Linked DNA regions of Homo sapiens: region 1 is linked to region 2. A link is a loop called in an ENCODE intact Hi-C map of the cell type or tissue named here. Cell type or tissue: Calu3. All regions are shown on one strand. Each heading gives the region's core, and the rest is flanking DNA. Links, peaks and the distances in the headings are about the cores only.

Evidence for each region. Peaks named below come from ENCODE experiments on the same cell type or tissue, not always from the same donor. Only the 100,000 strongest peaks of a DNase experiment are listed, where the experiment ranks them.
Region 1: a loop joins it to region 2, with 2.2 times the contacts of the local background. A loop is called at or near these places in 3 of 110 quality-filtered maps.

The regions. Positions count from the first base shown.
Region 1 is chr17:71,675,796-71,688,900 of GRCh38, forward strand. No RefSeq gene overlaps it. Among named protein-coding and RNA genes, the nearest start is that of ROCR, 340 kb to the right of the region's middle. In Calu3, for the core only: no CTCF peak of the experiment used is centred there; no DNase peak of the experiment used is centred there.
Region 2 is chr17:71,626,684-71,639,788 of GRCh38, forward strand. No RefSeq gene overlaps it. Among named protein-coding and RNA genes, the nearest start is that of ROCR, 390 kb to the right of the region's middle. In Calu3, for the core only: no CTCF peak of the experiment used is centred there; DNase peaks (open chromatin) are centred at 5,888 and 6,798.

The DNA.
Region 1 (13,105 bases), core at 4,973-8,972, 51 kb after region 2:
TCTTGCTTTCTGGCAGGAAACTAAGGTGCTCAGACAACTGAGTGCCTTTAGTGAACGGTCCCCCACTGTTCAAATAATGCCAGGGTCTCAATCAAGAGCAAGGTTCAAAGATACCTAAAATTGCCAAGATATGCACCCTTTATTAATCAGCTATGTATTAAAAGTGAATGATGCTCTCTCACTGAATACTCTGGTTCACCCAAAACGCCAAAATGCCAATGAATATCTCAGGAAAGAAGATAGCTCTTTTTTGAGGTTCTCCTGGCTCCCCTTGACTTTGTGGAATTTCCATCTGAACATAACATGTATTTTTGTTAATAATAATGAGGAAGTCCCTGAAACTTTTGATTCTATGTCATCTTTAAAGGAAACATTTGGCTTTCATTAGTATTTAAGCATAGTAATGCAAAGGATAATATACATGAATTGGCTTAACTATTGGACATCTCTGTCAATTCTTAGCATACTAAAAATGCGAAAGGATTTATCTTATTGGTTTTCATATTCTTCAATACGCCTTATTATTTTTGTGACTTTTCTTGAACTTACAGACTTGATACAAAAACATCTCCCAGCATGTAGAAATTTTATCATTTGGGGGAAAATATATTTTAATATATCTCCAGTGTTATGCAAATCCTATAGTTGGGGCATTGAATAATTACATCTATCCATACTTTTTTTTTTTTGAGGCGGAGTCTCGCTCTGTTGCCCAGACTGGAGTGAAGTGGTACGATCTCAGCTCACTGCAACCTCCACCTCTCTGTTTCAAGCAATTCTCCTGCCTCAGCCTTCTGAGTAGCTGGAATCACAGGCACCGACCACCACGCCCAGCTGATTTTTGAATTTTTAGTAGAGAAGGGGTTTCACCATGTTGGCCAGGCTGGTCTCGAACTCCTGACCTCAGGTGATCCGCCTGCCTAGGCCTCCCAAAGTGCTGGAATCACAGGCGTGAGCCACCATGCCCAGCCTCTATCCATATTTTTTTTTAACCAAATTGCAAGGTATTGATCATATTATCTAAACTACATTAGAACAATGGCACATGTCCAAAAAAGATAAAGTAGTGTCATTTTCCCCCTTTATATGAACATTTGTATAAACTTTACCAAATGCAAATTAATCTATAGTGACTTTACATGTTTTAAATGTAAAGTCTCTTTCTCTGAAAGAGAGTGGGGGATAGGGATGAGTGGGTAAATAGGTGGTTGCATTGGAATTGAGTATAAAAAAGCACAAGTTTGGGAGTAATAGAAACATTGATTATTTTGATTGTTGATGGTTTCACAGGTGTCCGAACTAAATAAAATGTACAAATTAAATACATGTAGTTTATTTCCTCAATAAAGTTGTACAAAAGATGGATGGAAAGCTATGTAAAGTATTATTTACAAGCTAAATCAAACAAGGATGGGTTGATTACAAATTTGTCTTTTTTGCATATCTTTTTCCCCACTGGAATCAGAGTACTTGCTCTTATGTCAAAAGGTCATCTCTTATTACAAATATCAAGTATGTTCCAAAGTATGCAAGTCATTCAAACAGCAGAAGTGGGAAAGAAAGAATCCATCTAACAGATAGTGTAGGGAAAGTATCTACAGGGTTTTAATCTAACTTTACAAAAATAAACAAAGACTGCACGTATGTTTTGAGCCTTGGTTTCTGGTAGAATGGTAGTGCTAATTATAAAATTAGGGATTTGGAGGAGATTTTGGTTGAGTTTGGATTTAAAATATGTAAAGTCTGCAGAGTCAGTACGACGTGTATGAAAGCAGTTGGAAATGTGAAACTGTAATAGAGGGCAGCTGTTCCCATTCCTGCTCTTCTATTTAATATTTTCATATCTGTTTAGAGTAGCGCTGTCCAACAGAATATTCTGCAATAGTGCAAATGTTCTATCTCTATACTATCCAGTAGGATAGTCACTAGTGACTGTGACTATTGAACATTTGAAATGTGCCTGGTTAATAAATAAACTTTAATTCAAATTAGTTTAAATTCAGTAGCCACATATGGCTAGCGGCTACCATATTAGACAGCATAGATTTGGAAAATCATGACCCATTCAAAATCCCAATCTAGGAACTTCAGATAAACCAATCTAACTCATTTTTAAATTTTCCATTAGTTCTTTATTGAATAAATATTAAATGCTTATATTGTTTTGTGTATTATTGTATTCCCACCATTTAGCACAAATAAGGTCTTGCCGTCATGAAAGTTTTGTTCCACTCTGTCCCATTGGTCACCAAATCAAATTCCAGAAGTTGGAACTTCTTTCAACTTTACCTTCCTCATCTCTGCTACTTTTAATAAAGTCACAAGGTCATTAAAATTCATCCAAAAGGGGGAAATAACCTAAACATTTTGTTTTAGTTGTTGTTGTTGCTTGGTTTTGGTAGTGCAAAATGGAAATAAACGTTGCATTTCAACCAGTTATTGTGATGCCATGTTAGAATCCCTAAAACTAAAATACTAAGTATTGGTTTCTCAAGCAGAAGTTATGAAATGTTGAAGGCATCATGTCACATGATGTCTCCCTCTTTTCCACTGCCAAAGATCTGCTGATAGTAAGTATTGGTTGAAATACACTGCAAAATTTGATTCAGCCATCTGATTGTTCATGCTGATATATGTGCATTGGTTTTATGTATGTCTGTATTTAGGTATGTCTGTGTGTTGCTGTAGTCTATAGTGAAACAAGTATTTTTACCCAGGTATAAAAACAAACCAGTCGGGGTGGCTCTTGCCTATTATCCCAATACTTTGAGAGGCCAAGATGAGAGAATAGCTTGAGCCCAGGAGTCTGAGACCAACCTGGGCAAAATACTAAGATCCTATCTCTACAAAACATTTAAAAATTAACTGGGTGTGGTGGGCGCATGTCTGTAGTTCCAGTTACTTAGGAGGCTGAGGTGAGAGGATCGCTTGAGCCCCTGGGGTTGAGGCTGCAGTGAGCTATGATGGTGCCACTCCTCTCTAGCCTGGGCGACAGGGTGAGAACCTTTCTCTACAAAATAAATAAATAATAAAAATAAATAAAAGATAAAGACATCCTCTTACAAAGGGGAAAAACACGTTTATTTGAAGTGGCCCAAATATTCAAATACTTAGTGAAATTGTCCATTATATATATCTGAAGTTCTGAGCAACAACGTGAGCGGTGTACGTTTTTCCTGTGCAAACTAAGTAGCATACCTTCTGAAATGTTTTTCAGTAGAGATTTCCTTAATTGGTCATAAAGCCTTTGTAAGCGGACTGAAACTTTTTAATTAGCAAAGAATGGTTTCAAGTCATGGGTGAGGGGGGGAAAGAAACTTGTCAAAGACTTTATCATGTGATCACAAATCTATCCAGAACTGTAAATTTGTCAGAGAAACCCACTGAGTGACCCTGAGGGAAACCAAGTACATTTATGAAGGAAACATCAACCCCATACGAGTGTCAAAAGGATAGGAAATCAATATCTGCAAAGTCTTTAGACTGTCAAAAAGACATACTTTTGCCTTCGTTGGCTCTGACTCCTTGGGATACCCAAAGGAATTATTAGAGACTCTGAACAGCAAGCCTCATTACCATAGATGTAATAAAGCTTATTTTCTGCCGACTTCTTGGTTATCACTATTTAAAAGTGGTGAAATGCTGATAGTCCCAATATTCTCATGAAACGTGGAGTAGCTAAATCTAATTATTGAGTCTAAAATTGCTAACTTCCTAGCAAACCCAACAGGAATTACATGAATGACTATTTTCATGCTTTTAACGAAAAGCAACTTGTTATATTAAAAAAATTGTTATAGTTTAAAGGAATAGGAGAAAAGATATTTCTGACCTAACACTATTGAAATAACATCTAAATAATTTATCCTGATAGGTTGCAAATAAAAATACCATAATGTTCTGTAGCACTGAATTAGCTTAGCATGTGGCTATGTGTGTAGTACATCAACCAGTATTTGACTATGCCTTTTGTAATACAGGGAACAAAGTAAGAAAGAACACCGGTCATCTGGAAGAAATACAGGATCCTCAGGAAACACTGAGAAGATGACCTTGCCATGCCTATCTTCAGATTCCAAGACTCGAGTTACTTTATCATTATCTATCCCAAATCCTGGACACAAAGGGAAGGCACAAAGTAATCTGCCTTTCCAGAATCCAAAGGGATTCTATTGCTCTATCACCAGGGTGCTTTAATTTCCATCATGAACAAATGGTGCTTTGAAAGACTGAACATCTAATTTGTTGACTGTTTTCATTAGTGTGGTTTTCTTGGTAACCAACATGGGAGAAGTAGTTGTTTGGGCCTCCGAGACTGTGACTAAGGCAGCTCATAACAAAAGATGGCTCTATGCAGAGATTTTGTTGTTGTTTTCATTTCTATAAAAATAGTTTCTCTCAATAGCTGCATTGGATGGACTTTTTGTCATAGTTTAATTTTCCCAGTCTTCCCTATTTATAAGAACGTCCTGGAATGACTGCTAAGTACAGATCACCAGACCCTGCCCTGCAGATTCTGACCCCTAAGGAGGGTCTGGGATTCCGAATTTTTAGCGAGTGTCCCTTGTCTGAGAAACATTGCCCTGGGTCACCGTCCTGCTGCAATCAACTATCCAAAGCAAATGTTGCTGCCAAACGATAGAACTTGGATCTCAGCAAGTTCACGAAATCCTGATAGCATCTTAGTTCCTCTCACCTTCTTTCCAACTTTCATGGTCTTTAAGAGATGTTTATAGAAAGTTGTCCATCTAGCTGTCGTTACAATAGGAAGCTGGAGAAACTTGTACCATGGTCTGTTAAAGTTGTCCTTCTCATTTAGAATTATATTCCATACTTCTGACAGACGGCTTCAGAAACAGCCTGATCATCTTCTAACTATTTTAACATTGACTTGGCTTCTGTTGTTCAGGAACCAGACTCCAAGGTGGAGATGTGCATGCACTAAGTTTATTGGAGAGCTCCTGGGATATCTTTGAAGGAATGAGAGGAGCAGGAACAGAAGAAAATGCTGAACAGCAAGCATTGCAACAAAGGCATCAGCTGATCTCAAAGAGAGCTGTGGGACAGGAAGGCCCTTCAGAATTGTCCCCAGCTCTGCCAAGATGGCTACGTCTTTATTCTTCCCTACTGATGTTTTCTTGGATGCAGGCTCCCCTTGGGGTATGACCTTGGGCAAGGCAGTTATCTTCTTCAGAGAGCCATCCTCAGAGGGAATTCAATCATGATCCATCAGCAGTCAACTCCAGCTGGGAAACAAATTAGTTCTGAATGTTGTGAAGACAAGATCTGGGACATGCATCACAATGTCTATTACAAAAATTGGCTATTGGGTATCGAGTCCAATCGTGCTCACCTTCATTCATATCTGGTTGCTCTATGTTTCAATAAGAAAACAAATAATCTTGGGGCCATGATCACCTTTGAGAAACCTAGGACACCCTAAACACTTTAAGACAGATGATTTAACACATTTTCAATGCACAATAAGAAGGAGGGTCAACATATTGTAGCACTAAGATGTCAGGTTTCATTAGAGTTAGTTGTTTCAGGAAAGCAAAGGGAAATAAAACACAGAGAAACACTAACAAAGACTCATATTACCAGCCTCTTAAATACACTGACCGTATATTGGTATTTTATATTGAAAAAAAAGGAAATGTGCATTTTGTGTATTTCAGTGTATCAATACTCTCATCCACTAAGGCCTCTCATCAACCATTTAGTGGTCAGACAATCCCACAAATGAGAAGTCCAACCAAGCTCACTTCTGGAGTTCTTATGAATTTCAGGTGCTGTGTGCTGGCCTTTCATAGTGAACACGTCACAGGGTACTAGGCAAACACAGCACCAGTCTACTGCTAAATTGTCTGAATCTCACATTTTCAACTGGAGAAAATCATGCTTAATTCAAGTGTCAACAGAGGTCTTGTTTAACCAAGAAAAGGAAGACAGTGCAATCTGTGCTCCAGTGTTGCCTGTGAAGAACCCAGTGTACGTTTTCTGCTGCCCTTCCTGAAGTGGAAGATCTTTAGAAGTAAACCCTGGCAATTGTGAATGGGAAGTAGGATAAAGCTCATCTACTTGCATGTTCAATTCGAGCGCAGGCAACACTATGAACTTTGAACATATATGGCCATTGTTCTGGTAAATGGTAAATGTTTGATGAGCCAGAACCCAAATCTAAGTCAACATGCCCCCAAAGAGAACAAAGGTCATCAGGCCTTGCTGCTGATTAACTCATGCTAATCACTGATCTGATAAGAGGTCTTGATAATTAATCTCAATGTCAGTTTTCATTTCACTTGGAAATTGCCACTTTCTCTTTATTCTATTTGGGGAAAAAGGGATAGCTCATCTCAGAAGTAGTCTTCTGTCATTCTCATAGTATGTGCTCCTCAACAAAGCATGTTCCTTTTCACACTTTTCTTCCCCACACTAACAAATTTATTCCTCACCACTGGCCTTTCCGTTGACTATTCTCACTTGATCTGAGCATCAGTGGAAAAGGAAGCAAGAGAAGACTATGACCCTGTTCACTGCCCCAGAGCCTTCTTCCCTATCCTACTGCTGCAGTGACACAAATCACATGAGACATGATCAACTTTAATAAATGGTTGCAATAAATAGAAATCACAACTTAGTGACAATTTTCCCCTGCTATTTTATAAATATATTATAAGGAAAATGTAACCAAGAAGTCACACATTTTGTAGAGTTCTTCATCTACATCCCTGCTTTTGAACTTCTCATACCTATTCATAGGGTCTGAGCATTCTTGTGAAAAATCTTTTTTCTAAACTCTGCTGTGTGTCTTTATGACCACCATTCAAAAGTTTTACCTATGCACTTGAGTTGGTTTTCTCCCAGGGTTCATTCCCACCACTTCACCCAAATTATTTTTACCCAAGACTGAGCTATTTTAACTGGAACAAAAATCAAAAATAACACTCTTGTTTTATAATTGGGGTCAGGAAGGTGAAAGTGGTGGCTCATGCTTGTAATCCCAGCACTTTGGGAGGCTGAGGCAGGTGGATCACATGAGGCCAGGAGTTCGAGACCAGCCTGGCCAACATGGTGAAACCCTGTCTCTACTAAAAATGCAAAAATTAACCAGGCATGGTGACTGCACGCCTGTAATTCCAGCTCTTCAGGAGGCTGAGGCACAAGAATCACTTGATCCCAGGAGACGGGAGGTTGCAGTGAGCCAAGATCATGCCACTGCACTCCAGCCGGGGTGACAGAGCAAGACTCTGTCTCAAAAAGAAAAGAAATAATTGGGGTCAGGAAAGAAGTCAAAATATACAAAGGAACAGCTATGTTCACCATTGGTTTTCTAAGTCCCAGAAAACAGATGGGGCATGTAGACGGGCTAGACATCCCAAACCTAGAGCAGCAGTCTCAAAGGGCATAGGAACTTCAGGCCACATCCCCTCAAAGTCATCCCATCAGAGTGAATTTCAAAGGCACTTTCTTATTCTTCCTAGGATATATGAACTGAAGTATCCGTATTCATGAATGAACACACACCTACACAGACATCCTATAAGAAGTCATATTAAAAATATATAATTTTCTAATTATTCTATAACTTGCAAGACATTTTCACAGTGGACTTAGGATGTCATAATATTAGGTGTCTTTTCTCAAGCCTCTGCCCTATTTCTCTGCTCCCTTTCAGACGTAAACTCATTAACTTGTTGTATATTTGTGTTGTCTCTTCCCCATCACCTTTTTCACTTTCCTCAATCAACTGCGATTAACTATTATCAATATCACTCTACTAAAATAGCTCTTACTGGGGTCAAGAATAAGACTCGTGTTGCCAAATCTAGTGGCCAACTTTCTGTCCCATTTTACTCAACTTCTGACAGGTTTGGTACCGTTGAGTGGTCTTTCCTTTGACTTCTATGACACCTGATTTTCTATTTCATCAATGTTCTTCTTTACCTCCCTCCTCTTTCTCAACATAAATTTTGTCCACTGTTATTTTCTCTATGTATTTCCTCACTAGGTGATTTTATACAATCCTGTGGCTTAAATTCCCTATGTATGCTTATGACTTCTGTATTAGCATTCCCAGGTCTGAGTTGTCTGCCCTCTGTACAATTAACACCAATACGTGAATGTGTGAGAGGCATCCAGGAAGCTTCCTACTTTAACCTGACCAAAACTTATGCTTTTTTCCCCTCTGCATCTGCCCTTTTCCCAGTCATTCCTATTAGTAGTGCAGATCACAGTCCACTCAATTTAATCAAGTAACAAGTCTGCATATTACCCTTGATTCCTCTCTTATTTCTTATCTCATATCAAGTCCATTAATGAAACATATTTTCCAAACTTCAAAATACAGCCCAACTCAGCTAATCACATCCAGCACTAGAATTCTCAAGATTTTCTTACTTGTGTTACCACAAGACTCCAACTTATATTTTGCCTTCACTCTTACCTACAATTCTTTTCCTACAAAGAGCCAAAATTACATTTTAAGAACAAGAACCAGATCAAGTCACTCCCTTGTTCAAGACCCTTCAAAAGCTTCCATACTATTTAAAACAAAATCCAAATTCCCTCCCCTGACCTCAAAGGCCATATATGATCAACCTCATTTCTCTTCAATTCTATCCTGCCTGACTCTGAAGCAGGCATGGCTGTCTTCCTGTTCCTCGAACTTACCAGTGGTTTATTCTTGCATCAGATCTTTTCTTTTTTTTTAATTTCCATAGGTTTTTGAGGAACAGGTGGTGTTTGGTCACACGAGCACATTCTTTCGTGGTGATTTGTGAGATTTTGGTGAACCCATCACCCGAACAGTACACATTGTACCCAATTTGTAGTCTTTTATCCCTCACTTTCTTCCCACCCTTTCCCCGGTGTCCCCAAAGTCCATTGTATTATTTTTATGCCTTTGAATCCTCATAGCTTAGCTCCCACTTATGAGTGAGAACATACGATGTTTGGTTTTTCATTCCTGAGTTACTTCACTCAGAATACTGGTCTCCAATTCCACCCAGGTTGCTATGAATATCATTTCATGCCTTTTTATGGCTGAATAGTATTCCATGGTATATATTATATATATATATATATATATATATATAATATACTATAGAATATATAACTTATTCTATATAAAATATATTTAATATATTTATATATTATATTATATAATATATATTTATATATATTATACATATAATTTTAAATATATTTTATATATAATTTTAAATATATTTTACATACATATTAAAATATGTTTTTAATATATACATAAATTATATATTAAACTATATAATACATATTTAATATATTTATATAATAGATATATGATATATGATATATAATATATATTATATACTGCAATTGTATAATATATAATATTATATAAAATATAATATGATATATGTTATATATATATATATATATATATATATATATATATATATATACCATGGAATACTGTTCAGCCATAAAAAGGCATGAAATGACATTCGTAGCAACCTGGATGGAATTGGAGACCTACGGGGGAAAAAAAAAGATCTGATGCCAGAATAAACACACTAGTAAGTTCGAGGAACCAGAAGACAGTCATGCCTGCTTCAGAGTAAGGCAGGATAGAATTGAAGAGAACACAATTTCTGTATCTGCTTATTGATTGATGGGCATTTGGGCTGGTTCTATACTTTTGCAATTGTGAATTATGCTGCTATAAACATGCGTGTGCAAGTATCTTTTTCCTATAATTACTTCTTTTCCTCTGGGTAGATACCTAGTAGTGGGATTACTGGATCAAATGGTAGTTCTACTTCTGGTTCTTTAAGGAATCTCCACACTGTTTTCCATACTGGCTGTACTAGTTTACATTCTCACCAGCAGTGTAGAAGTGTTCCCTGTTTACCACATCCTCACCAACATCTATTATTTTTTTGATTTTTTGATTATGGCCATTCTTTGCGTCAGATCTTTTGAACTTACTGTGCATTCTGCCTGGAACATTCTTCCTAGATCTTCACATAACTGGTTCTCTCAATACATCAAGCCTGGGCTCTTCTCAGAGAGCCTTTAATCATCCTGTGGAGGTAGCCACCATTCCCACCATCATTCCCAATTACCTTGCTGCACTGTTTTACTACAGCACTTAGAGTACCTGAAATTACCTTCTGTATTCGTTATTTTTGTAAGCTTTATGAAGGCAAGGTCTCTGTGTGTTTTTAATCCTGGAACACAGATCAGTGGCTGGAAAGAATAAACACTCAATATATATTTGTGAAATGAAAGAATTGGTTCCTTTCTCTCATTTCTTCCTCTTCAATTGTGTTCTTTCACTGGTTCCAAGAATCAGGCCTTGATAAACCGTATGACTTTGAAAAAAATCTCTATTCAGAGTAATAAAAAATAAATCTAATTAAACTTTTGAAATTATCCCTTGGTTGGGTTTATTATTGGATAAGCCACCTTTTCTAACAAGCCACTGGGACAATCTTTTTGCTTTCATATTGCTTTTTTTCATCACCAAGCCATGTTATCATTCATTTTAGTGGACAACATGTAGCTACTGTAATAAGCAGCATGTTATTTAGAGTCAAAATGGCCTCAATCATCACTTTCTCTGGAATTCATCCTTGACTTATTCAACCATATTCTGACTACTGAATATGGTTAATATTTTGCTATTCAATTAAAACCAAATTATTACAGCTTTCTAGTTCACTCTAGATTCTCTTATATATTCTAAAAATCCAATTTCATTCCAAAATCAAATTTTATTCCTGAAATAATAGGATATGTTGTAACTTTTCGACAAACTTTGTTGGTAAAATCTGACCTAAATGGATAGAAAGTTATTGATGGTCTAGTCTATTTCACTTAAGGTGCATATTCATATGTATAGTTGCAACATTGCTAAGGTGTTTGATTATGGGTGGTCTCACCCAATTCTCTTCTTCCTGAAAAGTCCCTGTGGCAACAGTTTCTTTGCCCAATAGCAACAGTCGTTACCATTTTACTCTGTGCTTTTTCAGAGATAAGCATTTGGATGCAAATGTGACTAGATATTTTTCTACACAAATGTAGCACATACTATAAACACACACACACAAACATACACACATTTCTGCAACTTTTTTTCACTTAACAATATATCATGGACATCAATAAAAATTAGTTTGCCCAATTATTTTCTTACAGTCTTATTTTACTTATTTTACTATATGAATGTGTCATAATTTATTTAGCCAGTCCCATTTATAGATATTTTAATTATTTTCAATACTTTGCTATTGTAAGTGATGTACCAAACCTCATATCAGACATAGCTGTACAATAATAATTAGAAAAATAGCCCAGGAAAATGGGCAAAGGATATTAAAAGATAATGCACATAAAAGAAAATGCAAATATATTTTCTTACTGATTTCACATTTCTTATAGATTTTATATATTCACAGGAAGTATGAATGTATTACAGAAATTAAGCCTTTATCTCTGACATGCTTTACAAACATATTTTCCCAATTTTCGACTTGACATTGGACTTTATTTATGGTATTTTTATAAGAAGTTTTTATAATTTTTATGTAATCAAATTGTTGACCTTTTTATATTTTAAATTTTATGAAATTTATATATTAGGAAAGACTTCCCACTCAAAAATAATTGATATAAAATGATTCCATGTTTTATTTTCTATGCTGATACATATCTATTTACATTCAAATTTTGATTTTTGGGTGTCTTTTTGGCTAAGAGGCCTGGTGTGATCCAATTTTCACCCTGGAAGCTACCCAGTATTTATTCCCAATACCATTTATTAAGTAATCTTTTGCTATCGTTTTTTCAGTTTTCTGGGGTTTTTTGCTTGTTTTTCAGTTTTCTTTTCATTATACAAAGTGCTTCAGGGTCCAGAGTGCAACCCGTAAAGAAAATTCTATTTTCTTTTTCATACTGACTGACTCACAGTACAATTTCTATTAAGGCTGGCACCATTTCTGTTATGCTTTGGGTCTGGGGGTACATACTGGGTTGCGTGATGGTGTAGGAGGTGCAAAGGCTGCCACCCCCTTCCCATGGGGCCAGGAGGGGCTCTGTTCATGCTCATTTGCATTTGAGACAACTTGACATTTGAGCATAGGCCAAGTAGCTTCTCTTTCCTCTGCTTCCTTGTACTTATTTTGGGATCTCAAATGTTAGAAAACAGGTAAAATAGTAAAATAAATAAAAATAAATTTTTTGAGGAAGTTATTCTTTCTTTTCATTATAGTTATTTTTAATGTGACTATTGAAGTCTCTGTAATTAAAGCTAATAAACAGTTGTAGTATGTGCATCTTACTTTATATAGCAAGTTATGTTTCTATCTTTAACCAGACATTTTATATTGTTTGATTAAAACTTTCTAGTTGGTAAATTCTATCATGAGGGCATTCATTCAATTAATAAAATCCCTGAGTATTTTCTGTGACAATTTATTCTACTCAAGGATGTGAAAGACTCAAATAAAGGTAAGGTCTCATTTCATCCTAGCTTTCTGGCATAGTTTAGCCAGAATAGACAGTAGCAGAACATATTCTTTGCAGGGGCGGGAAACACCTGTAAAACAAAATAGAATGTGATAAACGTTACCATAAAGATACAAGGAATAGGCCGGGTGTGGTGGCTCATGCCTGTAATCCCAGCACTTTGGGAGGCCAAGGCAGGAGATCACAAGGTCAAGAGATCAAGACCGTCCTGGCTAACATGGTGAAACCCCGTATCTCTACTAAAAATAAAAAATTTAGCTGGGCGTGGTGGCACACACCTGTAGTCCCAGCTACTTGGGAGACTGAGGCAGGAGAATCGCTTGAACCCAAGAGGCAGAGGTTGCAGTGAGCCAAGATGGTGCCACTGCACTCCAGCCTGGTGACAAAGCAAGACACCATCTCAAAAAAAAAAAAAAAAATACAAGGAATATCTCTAGTATGTCGAAGGGAGAGAGCAATTCCAAAAGTTTCAGGTAAATGTCATAGAAGCAATGTCACTGGACAAGCCTTTGAAATCCATTTGGCATTTTAACATGTCAAGATAATAACATAAGGACATTCCAAAAAGTGTGAGCTTCATCCAAAAAAGGGT
Region 2 (13,105 bases), core at 3,487-7,486:
GGCCACAACTCAAGGACAGAACCCTGACCAGACACCAACTCTGCCAGCACCTTGACCTTGGACTTCCCAACCTTCAGAGCTGTGAGAAATTTCTGTTGTTTGAGCCACCTAGTTTATGGTATTTTGTTATATAGCCCAAGTTGACTAAGACAAAGGTGTGTAGAGCAAGAACTCTCAGAAATCATAATGTGGTCCTTTTGAATCTGTTATTAATATAAAATTGCACATGCATGTATGCTATGAAACTATGTAAGGCAGTGTACCAGGGAAATAAAAGTTACATAAAGCAGAATGCCAGGGAAATATATGCTAAACAATTAGCAGAGTTCACACAGGGCTGGAAAATGCCCTAGTTACTATTCACCAAAATGCAGAGTCCTCATGGAATACCTGGACATTAGATGGTGATCCCAGGAAAGTCACACCTTAGTAGTGACTCAGACTTTGCCTTAGAGTAAAGAGTACTCTAAACCCATCATGACAAAGCTTAAAAACAAGCTTCAAATGGAACAGGCTCGACTAACTACTCAACATTAACATCCTTTAAAGACATACAACAAACATCAGGGCAAAAGCAAACAAACAAACAAAAAACAGTCATAATGACCAGGAAGATAATGTTGTCCATAATCAAGACAAAAATCAGTTAATAGAAAATGACTCATATAGAGAAGATGAAAAAATGGCATTAGCAGGACTTTGAACAGCTATTAAGGAAACGATAATTACATTCCAAAACTTAAGAGAAAATTAAGCAGCACCTTTTCGAATAACATATGAATAAAATAATAAATCAAAACCAAAGTTATAAAATATGCTTCACTGAGAAGAAATTTTAAAATACACATCAAAATTTGTGGAATAGAGCTAAAAGGGCTTAGAGAACAATTCATAGCATTAAAATTTTATATTAGAAAAGATCTAAAATCAATGATCTAACCCTCCACTATGAAAAATAACCTAGATTAAAGAGAACACATTAAATGTCACATACATAGAAATGAAAAAATACTAATGAAAAATGTGCAAGTCAATGAAATAGAAAATGAACAAATAATAGAAAAAATAAATAAAACCAAAATTTTATTCTTGTTACAGAGCAGTAAACTGGTAGACTTAAAGCTCTAGAGAGAAAGAGGAGAAGGGAAAAGGAGAAAAAAAGGGTGGGAGATGGGGAGAAAGAGAGACAGACAGAGAGTAACAGAGAGAATAAACAAATTATCAAATTACCAACATCAGGAATAAAAGTGGGGACATCACTAGAGATGCCACAGAGACTAAAATAATAAGGGAATATTTCAAACAACTTCATAATAAATTTGACCACTTAGATAAAACTAAAAAATACCTTGAAAATCATAAATTAAGAAAACTGACTGATGAAGAGATAGAAAATTTGAATGATTAATGCCAATGAAAGATACTGAATTTGTAAGTAAAAATCTTCTTAGAAAGAAAATTCCAGTCCCAGATGGCTTTATTGGTTTTGGCCAATAGTATTTTCCAAATATAGTTGCATTAATATCTTTTATCACACATGCTCTTTTGAAGCCTTGTCACACTCCATAAAGAAACGTAATATGATTCTTTTTTTTTTGTATCTGAGTGATTGTAGGACTTGCTTTTAATTAATAGAATGTAGTAGAATTACACTGCTTAACTTCCAACTCTAGTTATAAAAGGTGATTCCAATATATAACAATGAGAAGATATGGGAAAGCTACCCATATATCTTTTGGTTGAGAGCCAGCATCAACCACCAGACATGTGAGTTGAGTCTGGTCCTCAGATATCAAGTGACTTTAGCCTTTGAATCTAGCGACCTGAGGCACACAAAGTAGAAGAGCAAAGATAAGCCATCTCTGCTGTGGTCTGTCTGAATGCCTGACTCAGACTCTATGTGCACTAAAAAAAGGTTGTTTGAAACTCATCAATTTTAAAGTGGTTGGTTATGCAGCAATAGAACTGAAACACAATTCTGTAAAATATTTAAGGAATATTTAGATTTATTACAGAAAAGTAAGTTTGCTGTAACATTCAAAAGATCAAATTCATCATATTTACAGAATAAAAAAGAAACACCATACGATCATCAAAAATGCAGGAAATTAAGTTGACAAAGTTTGATAGCTATTCATTATTTATGTTTTCAGAAATTAGGAATAGAAGGAATTTTCCCTAGTCACGTAGGGGTTTTGATGAAAAAACAAGCTAACATAATACTAACATTACATTTAACAGTAAAAGAAGTGATGATTTCCTTCTGAGACTAGGAACAAGACAATAGTATCTACTGTTTTCATTTCTATTCAACATTGTGCTACAGATCCTTGTCAATTCAATAACAAAATAATAATAAGTAAAAGGCATACATATTGGAACAAAAAAAGTTAGACTTCCTTATTTGCAAGATGATATGATTACCTATCTAAAAATTCCAAACAACCTACAAAATAACAAAAAAGGCACTAAGTAAGTTTGTCAAATGTATGCAAATATAAATTGTTTTTTATATGCCACCAATGAAGCATTAGAAATTAAAATTTTAAAAATACTATTACAATTGCAATTAAATGTTTAAGTATAAATTTAACAACACGTGAGCATGAGCTGTACACTAAAAACTGCAGAACATTGCATAAACTACAAAACAATGCTGATGCCTAAATAAAATGGAGAGTTATAACATGTTCATGGATTAAAAGACTCAATATTGTTAAGATTTCTATAATTTTACTTATAAAATTAATGCAATCCCAACCAAGTTAACAGCCTATATTTTAAATATAACCAAGTCTACATTTTTTTAAAAATTGACAAGCTAAGTTGAAAATATATATGGATATGCAAATAACCTACAATAGCAGGGAAAAAAAATTACAAAGAGAATAATATCTGATTTTATTACTTATTCTTAAGTGTGCTGTTATCATAAAAATAGAAATATATATTAGTGGAACAGAATGGCAAGTGTATTAGTCAGTTCTCACACTGCTATAAAGACATATCTGAGACTGGGTAATTTATAAAGGAAAGAGGTGAATTGACTCACAGTTCCACATGGCAGGGGAGGCCTCAGAGAACTTACAATCATGGTGGAAAGGGAGGAGGCACATTTTACATGGCGGCAGGCAAAAGAGAGCAAATGAATGAAGGGGGAAGAGCCCCTTATAAAACCATCAGCTCTTGTGAGAACTCACTCAATGTCACGAGAACAGCATGGGGAAAACTACCCCCATAATCCAATCACCTCCCATTAGGTCCCACCCTTGACACATGGGGATTAGGGGAATTAAAATTTGAGATGAGATTTGGGTGGGGACACAGTGCCAAACCATATCAGGGAGTCAGAAATATACCCACACATATATGTGGCTATGTATATATGTTAACTTTGACAAAGCTACCAAGACAATCCAACAGAGAAATGGATAGTCTTTTGCACAATGATATGGGGATAAGTATTTATACATACAGAACAGTGAGCCTTGACTCTTCCCTTCCACTATATAAAATATTAACTTGAAATGCAACATAGATGTAAACTTCCAAAAGAAAATATAAAACTTTCAAAAGAAAACAAGAGAAATCTTTACAAACTTGGAATAGGTTAAGATTTCTTAGGTAAGTCACAAAGAATACAACTAATAAAAGAGAAATGGGCAACTTAGACTTCATCATAAAAAGAGAGAAAACATTCGCCCTTTGGAAGGAAGATACTGATAAGAGAATGAAATAGCAAACAGACTGGAAGAAAATATTCGCAATAAATATATCTGGTATAGGAATTATTTCTAGAATATGAAGAACACTTGAAAAATCAGTAATAGATCAAATAACCCTACATAAAAATGTTTTGTTCCAACACTTCACAAAAGAAGATGTATAAATAACCATAAGGACATTAAAATAAACTCAGCATCTTTATTCATCAAGGTAATGCAAATTAGGACTACAAATAGATATCATTATAACCCCACTATAATGGCTAAAATTAAAAAGCTTCTCTGTCCCAAGAGTCAGCAAGTATGTAGGACAATTGTTCCACACTGCTGGTAAGAATGTGAAATATTACAACTAGTCAGGAAAACAGCTTGTCAGTTACTCTAACAAGATAATCATACACTGACCATCAGCCATGGTACTCCTAGATATTTGACCAAAATAAATGCAAACACATATCTACAAAAAGAGTAGTACATGAATGTTTGTGAATGTTCATAGCACCTTTATTTGCCATAGCCCAAATGAGAGAAAACCCAAATGTCCATCCACAGGTGACTGGATAAATAAATGTGGCATATCCATGAAATGAAATTACGATAAGCAATGAAAAGAATATACTACTTTTATGCAACAACATGGATGAATCACAACAACACTGGCTTTACACAAGAGAGTATAAACTCTAAGATTATAATTACATGAAACTGCAAAAAATTCAAATCTAATCAGTGGTTGCCTGTGGTCAGAGGTTGAAGAATTGAAATTGACTACAAAGGGGCACAATTTTGGGGCTGATAAATGTTCTATATTTAGGTTGTGGAGGTGATTACACAGAGTTATATTTTCAAAATTTCTCAAAGTATATGCTCAAAATGGGTGCAGTTTATGTAACTTATACATATTTAACTTATGCCCCAGTTGATAATTTCTTATCTTCTCCCAATACCAAAATACATACCCATCCACAAACTCTGCCTACACCACCCCTATCCATATGCTGTGTCTGTGGACTCTTTTCTTGGGTGAGTTCCTTCCCAAGTGGTGCCTAAACAATTTAAGCAAATAGGACCCTGGGTACTGAGGTACTTTGTAAGCCCTGTCTGTATGTTTGGCCATATGAGTTTAGATATTATTCAATTTTACTCCCTCTGGAATTTGCAGCTATTCAAATCTACACAGTAATGAATGACTAAAAGCTAGTGGCAAAAGACAAGTATTTAAAGAATGACAGAAACAGGAAGAAATGCGTATCTGGGGAAAGTCATTAACTGTCTTTCCTGTGATGAGTGACTTCCAGAGGGCAAGAACAAATATGTTCTACATCAAAGTATCCCTGTATACTTTTGAAGGAAGTTATTTCTGTCTGCTCAAAGATTTTATGAAATGCTATACTTGGTGATAAGTTACCACTCTTCCACCCCCTCACTGGCATAGAATTACAACACAAGAGAATAACAATTAAATATTATTTGAGCTGTGGTTTAGAATGCATATATTTAGGACTTTAACAGAAATGACATTGGGTGGCATTTGCTGAAGAGCGGTATGACATGAAAATCAAATCCTTGAGAAAATAAATGACCACTCTACCAGAATGCTTAAGGTCAAGTCTATGGAGAACATTGTACCATCTTACAACTATTTTGATCTTCAGTATTTTTCTTTTTTGAGAAACATTTCTCTGATTTCCTTTTATTTAGACTTGTAGTTGAAGCAGCAGGCAAAAATAGCAGGCCCATAAAAGATCTTTTCTCCATTGATGTATATACGTTTCTTGATCATTTCTATAAACTCAGAAAGTCACATGGATATTCCAAAAATGGTGTCATATGAAAAAGTCATTTCCATCATAGTTTGTGATATTTTTCTGTATGTGCAGTTCATGTATTATATTCACTATGGTGTCATTTCATAGAATGAGGCTCTCTGGGTAGCAGGAGAAAACGCTAGGCAAATAGGGAAAACATCTGAGATTAAAAGTTTTCCAGGAAATATGTCATAAGGCAACACTAAGTATATGAATCATTGAAAGAGAACTATCTGGAGATCTCTGGGGACAAAAACTTCTAAGAATCATAAAAATGTGTTATCATGATTCCTGCTGGTAACTTGAGCCAACTTCAAAGCTTTCTTTCGGGGATTATGCCAAGAGTACCCATTATCAGAAAGGAGTAATTAGAGTGAATTATTATTATGTCCAACCTGCCTTAGATGGAGTACAGCTGCTGAGTCACACTATAAAAATGAAATTGGAGCATTCACCTGCTTATGTAGTTTGTTTGAATTGTATATCTGGTTTTCAAAGCCTGAACAGTGACACCAGAAAAATAAAAAGTCATCACAGAGTTTAGCAGACATCAGATTTGAATGCCCTCTTCTTATGTATTGCAACAAGGCAATATAATTTTCTGGACATTTTTAACACTTTAAAGATTAATTAGTTTTCATGGGGTGTTATTTAAACATAGAAATTTTATTCTATCATAAAAATAACCATTGTTCCCAGATGTGTCTGTTTAACTGTATTTATAGTGCTTGCAGTTGCAGTTCCTGGAGCCTCACTATCTGCTGCAACTGCTTCATAAAGGAAAATTTAGACAGAAGGTCACAATATAATAAAATCCTTTCTCATTCACTTCTGCAATGAACTTGAAAGGAACAGGTGCATGGTCTGGGAGGAAGACTGATTGATGATTGATTATCCAAAAGATTGCTTCTTTTTTTTTTCTTATTTTTCTTCTTTTCCTTTCCCACTCAGTAGGTTCCCCAAAATATCATGAGAAAGCAGTTTAATACAAACAGATACATCTTACTCTAGTTAAAAAAACAATTATGAAGAAGTAGAATGACATAGACAACTGATAAAAGAAGATGTAACTCATTTTTTCCCTCATTTTTGATGCATACACATCTGGGAATTTCATACACAAAGTTAAGGAAGTAAACAGATGTCTGCTGTTGATCGCCATCTCTGGTGAACTTTCAGAGCCCAGCAGTAATTTGCCCCGTGGCTCTCTCCTTATCAGAAGGGCATTATAAACTCTCACCTGGGAGTGAGCACCGCAGCCTGCCCAAGCAACATTCATCTGGCATCAATCCTGGTCATAAAACAAGCCCATGAGTAATATAACAGCCCAGGTGTCTACAATTTCCGACTTCCAAACCATCTGAAAGCATGCAACAACTTTCAAATCACGGTTTCCCTATCTCTATTTAAGGACAGTGAAGAGAACTCTAAGAATTGTAACCTAGTCCCAGACATACTTTGGTTGAGTGTAACACTCTTGCTCATTTCCCATCAAGACAGCAAATACTGTGAGTGATCAAAAAGGAATGACATACTCCAGGAGTGTAAAAGCAACTGGACCAATATCAGCAATGCAGGTTGCATAACCAGCAAATGCCTGATCTTGAAAAGATTGTCTTGACTTGCCAATGTGTTCTTCATTCAACAGCTAGGAGAGTATGTTGGTGGTACCCAGACCAAGAAGCCTCGAACATCTGAAGTGGTTTACACTGCTAAAGACAAGACAGCAGTTGTGATCAAAAACATTTCTAGCTGAATATATATTTTTGTCCTGGGTTTGAAGACACAAAAATAATGTATAGACCCTAAAGTTTATACTTATTTTAAAAATTAGGGAAAGAGAACTAGATAGAGGTGATGGTTGCAAAATGTTGCGAATGTACTAAATGCCACTCAATTGTACACTTTAAAATGATTAATTTTATGTTGTGTGAATTCCATCTTAATAAAAAAGAATTTTAAATGGTGAGAAAACATTTACATAAGGAATTAAGGCCAAAACACTCTGGGAACAATTCCTAAATAATTCTTTCATTCCACAAACTTTTTTTGCACACTTATAAGCAAAGTAAATACTAAGTAAAGCAATACTAAGGTATGGGACTTAGAAAATTAAGACACTATAAAGCAAAGTAAATACTAAGTAAAGCAATACTAAGGAATGGGACTTAGAAAATTAAGACCCTTATATTCTCATCCTTCAAAATCCCCAGAGGATTTAAAGCCAGGATACCTAGTCTTTTGTTGTTGTTGTTTTTGTTGTTATTCTAATAAAGACTTCTGGGAAAGAAAATCTTTTCTCGGTCTTATCAAGCTAAGGTTCTAGGGTTAGACAGCCTGGCTTCCATCTGTGCAAGTCTAAGCATGCTGGTTAACCTCAACAAGTCTCACTTTTCCCATGAAAAAAGGAAGACAATAAAGAGATCAAACCTCAGAAGGATGTTTTGAGGATTTAGATAACACAGGTAAAGCATGTAGTATAATACTAGCATTAAATTGATATTAAGCTTGATTGTTGACATTATTATGTAGCTTTATCATTTATGTCAATATAATGTTTAAAATTGTTTTTGCTTCCTTTATTTTTCAGCACATTTCCATGATTGTACAGTATATCTTAATGATAATGAAATCAGCAGCTCTGAATCAAATTAATTTTTAAAAGATTCTAAACGTGGTGTATCTTACTGGTATAGTAACCATGATACTGGTATAGGACCGTGATACCATAGATTCAACTAACTAGTTAAGAGCTCAATAATCAGTTAATTCTTTTCTTTTCCTTCAAGTCTCCCCATTCCTAACTGTTGCAAAAAAAAAAAAAAAAAAAAAAAAAAAAACCAAAACAGAGGAAACTCTGTTACCTCCTAAGATAGGCTTGCTGTCTTGTAAAATAGCATTCAAGCTAGTGAAAGTTTTGGGGGAGAATAAGAGTGAAATAAATACATCTACTTCTACTTGCAGTTTATTCTTTTTCTTTTTTTGTGAAAAATTAACTTTATTATTTTATTGAGGAATAATTTACGTGTAACAAAACGTCCCATTTTAAATGTACAGTTGGTGAGTTGCAACAAATATATACTCATATATAACCACCACTACAATCAAGATAGCAAACATTTCTATCACCCCCCAAGATTACCCTTGTGCCTCTTTGCAATCAACCCCACCCCGTCCTTTGCGTCAGGCAACTATTTATCTGCTTTATGACATTTACGTTAGTACAGTGTCATCTACAACACAGCATTTGCAAATTATGACCCACAAGTTTTTTTAGTAAAGGTCTAAAGATAAAAATATTTTTTACATGTTTAAATGATTTTTCAAGAAGAATATTTTATGATAGATAAAATGCTTATGAAATTAAAATCTCCGTGTTCACAAATAAGGTTTGATTGTTACAGTCACACTCCTTCCTTATATATTGATTGTGGCTGTTTTTGAGCTGCAGTGACAGAGTTAAGCGGTTGAAACAAAGACAATATGGCCTGAAAAGCTGAAAATACTTACTATTCGGTCTTCTTACAGAAAATTGAATTAAACAGTGTACGATCTTTTCAATCTGGCTTCTTCGCTCACTGTAAGCTTTTGAAATTCATCTATACTGTTGCATGTAATAGCAAGTGGGCCTTTTTACCGCTGAGTAGTATTCCATTAAATATACCACAATTTGTTTCCTTACTGCCATACTCACATACATATGAGTTGTTTCCAGTTTGGGGCTGTCATAAATGACGCTGTGTTAAAATTCTTACACAAGTCATTTTGTGTTCATATGTTTTCATTTCTCTTGGTGAAGTAGCTAGGAGTAGACTTGTTGAGTCACATACTAAGGGTATGCTAATGTGATAAGAAACAACTGTGAATTAGACTTGCAGTTGCTCCATGCCTTTGCCATTCCAAAGACTGGCAAGAATTTGAAATTTGTATTCTTAGGGATTAAAATGCCAAGTATCTTTAAGCAAAAAACACACAATCTAACTTGAGTATTTATATTGCTCTATTTTTGTTAACATGTCTTTCTTAAAAATAAATTCTACTGTGTATATTTAAGGTGTGCCACATGATGTTATGGGATACATAGAGATAGTAAAGAGGTTACTACAGTGAAGAAATGAGCATCCATCACTGTTAATTACACTCATGTTTCTACCTCTCTTACCTCTTGTTTTCAGAAAATAATATTGTCTTTGGATTTCTACTTAATACTCTATGCCTTTTATAGAAGACTAAAATATATCTTATTTTTAAATTCTGGTGATGATAAAGCAGAACTGGATCACACACATTTTTTTGTAAGGGGCCAGATAGTTTAGGCTTTGCTGGCCACATATGGTTGCTGTTTAATATTCTCCTTCCTCCTCTTTTTCTTTCTTTTACAAACCTTTAAAAATGTGAAAAATACTCTTAGCTGATAGACTGTACAAAAACAGGCTATGTGCCAGATTCAGCCAATGGGTTGTAGTCTACCATTGAAACAGAATACTATTTTTTTATAATGTAACGATGCTCAGAGTTTTACCTATTGTTTCTTTAAAAATACTGAACATGAATCAATCTGACATCATAATAAATAGCTTTCAAAGAAAGTAATCTGAGATCTGGAAAACTCTCTCTTAAGTGGATGACAGAAAGCCAGCATTATCTCAGAACAAGCTCCTACAGCTGATTATTACATATTCAAGAATTTTGCTATCTGATTATTAAACCACTGACAGCTTGAAATGGACCACATTTTGAGTATTTACACCAGAAAAAATCAGCAAATACTATTTTTTTTTTTTGAGACAAGGTCTCACTCTGTCACTCAGGCTGGAGTGCAGTGGTGCCATCATGGCTCACTGCAGTCTTGACCTCCTAGGCTCAGGTGATCCTCCCACCTCAGCCTCCCAAGTAGCTGGGATTACAGGCACACACCACAACACCTGGCTAATTTTTGTATTTTTTTGTAGAGATGGGGTTTCACCATGCTGCCCAGACTGGTCTTGAACTCCTGGGCCCAAGTGATCCACCTGCCTTGGCCTTCCAAAGTACTGGCATTACAGGTGTGAACCACCATGCCCAGCAGCAAATACTTTTTATTTTATTTTAGAGATCAGATCTATCATCATGCCATTGGCAACACCCTTGTGAATACTAGTGCTTTGCTGTCTGTATGCACAGCCTGATGGTACCCAGACTAGCAGAAAGTTAATCCATTAATCACACTCCCCAGATACTGTGGGGGACAACCCATCCTTGTTTCCCATCATAATGTGGAACATTTATATTTTTCTCTCACCTGTAATCTAACTGGAAATTGAGAAATTCTAACCATAAATTTAAAAATGCAGTTTCTATAACATTCACTGAGAAGGCACAAGAAAATAGGAAATGCTTCTATATCTGAATTGCTGTATATTTCTGGTTTTATTTTTTCTGTTCATGTGCAAATGCATGTTCTAATTTTTCCTTGTATATAATTAAAATAATAAAGTTTCTCATAAATTTAGTTTAATATTTTGCACTATGTTTATAAAAATTTCAGATGACAGCTTCTTTCTGATTTTGACTTCTGTAAATTGAGTTGGATCATTGTATAGATCAAGGGTCACCTGCAGGACAAATCTGATCACTGCCCAGCCATGAGCTAATGTTTTTACATATTAAAGCATTATTTAAAAAAGAAAAAAAAAGGAAGTGGAGACAGAGAAGAAGATGCAACAACAACCATATACTCTACAAAGACTAAAATTTTAACTATTTGGCCCGTACAGGAAGTTTGCCAATCCTTTGTATAGATAATCAACACAGCATTAATATTACATAATTTACTTAATATTTTGCTCACTATGATTCTATTAGTCTGTTTTCACAATGCTATAAAGAACTACCTGAGCCTGGGTAATTTATGAAGAAAAGAGGTTTAATTGACACACAATTCCACAGGCTATACAGGAAGCATGGCTGGGAGGCCTCAGGAAACTTACAATCATGGCAGAAGGTGAAGGGAAAAGCGGGCACATCTTACCATGGCAGAGTAGGAGAGAGAGAGAGAGCAAAGGGGAAAATGCTACACACTTTTAAACAACCAGATCTCATGAGAACTTTATCATGAAGCAGCAGTAGGGAGATGCTGCTAAACCATTAGAAACCACCCCCATAATCCAATCACCTCCCACCAGGCTTCAACTTCAACACTCAGAATCACACTTCAACATGAGATTTGGGTGGGGACACAGAGCCAAACCATATCAATGGTATACAAGATAGGGAACAAATTATCTTCCTATTTGTTCTCTTTTAAAAATGACAAAGAAATAAGAATATAGGAAAAGGAGCAACGGATTTACTGGAAATTTCCTTGTTTTCCTCTCTTTGGGACTTTTTTCTCACCCTCCCCATTTTTGTAGGTAAGAACATTAATTTAAAAACAGGAAAGAATGAGTGAAGCAGGGAGTAATAAACTCTCCGTGTCTATCACTTCACTTTCCACCAAGCCAGCATTCCTCAAATATTCATGAGTACTCAACTTTTAAAACAGGATATGTAAATAAATTGTACTCACAACTTGTGACAGGCTAGGTACCACAAAATTGAAATATAGTTATCTACGTAGAAATCCTGTGCTTCTGGTGTTTACATGTTCCATTCAAGATACTTTATTGAGAACCTGCTGTACCCAAGGAACTATATTATGGGTCACCGGTCTGAAAGCAGTCTAGATACATACTTAGCTATAATAAAAAATTAAGCGTACAGTCACACTGTGTGTAAACAATTCATTTTATTCAGGCATTCCTCCAAATGTCAATGTCTTCTCATATTTAGCACTCTACCAGTTTGCATGAAAATCTGCATTTACAAAGGAAATATTTGACTAGGCTGTTGACAGAAAGAACCTAAGACAGAAGAGCTTCTTTAATTTTTCTCTTTTTTCTCAGCCTTTCCAAGAGAGCAAACACCAGCTCTATTCAGGTTAGGCAGCTGTTGATGGACATCTGAGTATTGGTAATAGGAACTTCCTGGGCTGATCATAAAACTCAGGGTCTTGGTTTTGCCCTGGGTTACAAGCAGACCAAATCGAATGTATGCAACTTGTACAGTATTTGAAATATAGAGAATGAGAAGGAGATGGCAGTGGGAAGAGCAAGGAAAAGGCAAAGACCAAAGAAACACAACACAAAGCTCTGGAGGCAGAAGGGCTGGGATTGTGGTAGAGAAACTTACCAGATCATGTGAGGGTTTGCAGGCCACGTAAAGAGCAGTTTGAAAGCAGCAGAGTGTGCTTAGAAGAAACAACAAGATTTGATTCTACTTTTAAAAGTTCACACTTGGGGCTGTTAGATGGTAAATGAATGGTCATCAGGAGGAGAAGAATTAAAAAGACCAGTTGACAGGTTATTTCAGATAGTTCAGGTAGCAAATAATATTGGCAATGGAGAAGGAGCAAGGAAACATAATCATAATGTATTTTTGAGTTACTAATGTCAGGATTTTTGCAATGGGCTAGTGATGTTCTATTTTACTATGGAATTAAATGAGAGTTCAATAACAGCTTACACGAGAAATTCTAGTGCTCCATGTCATTCT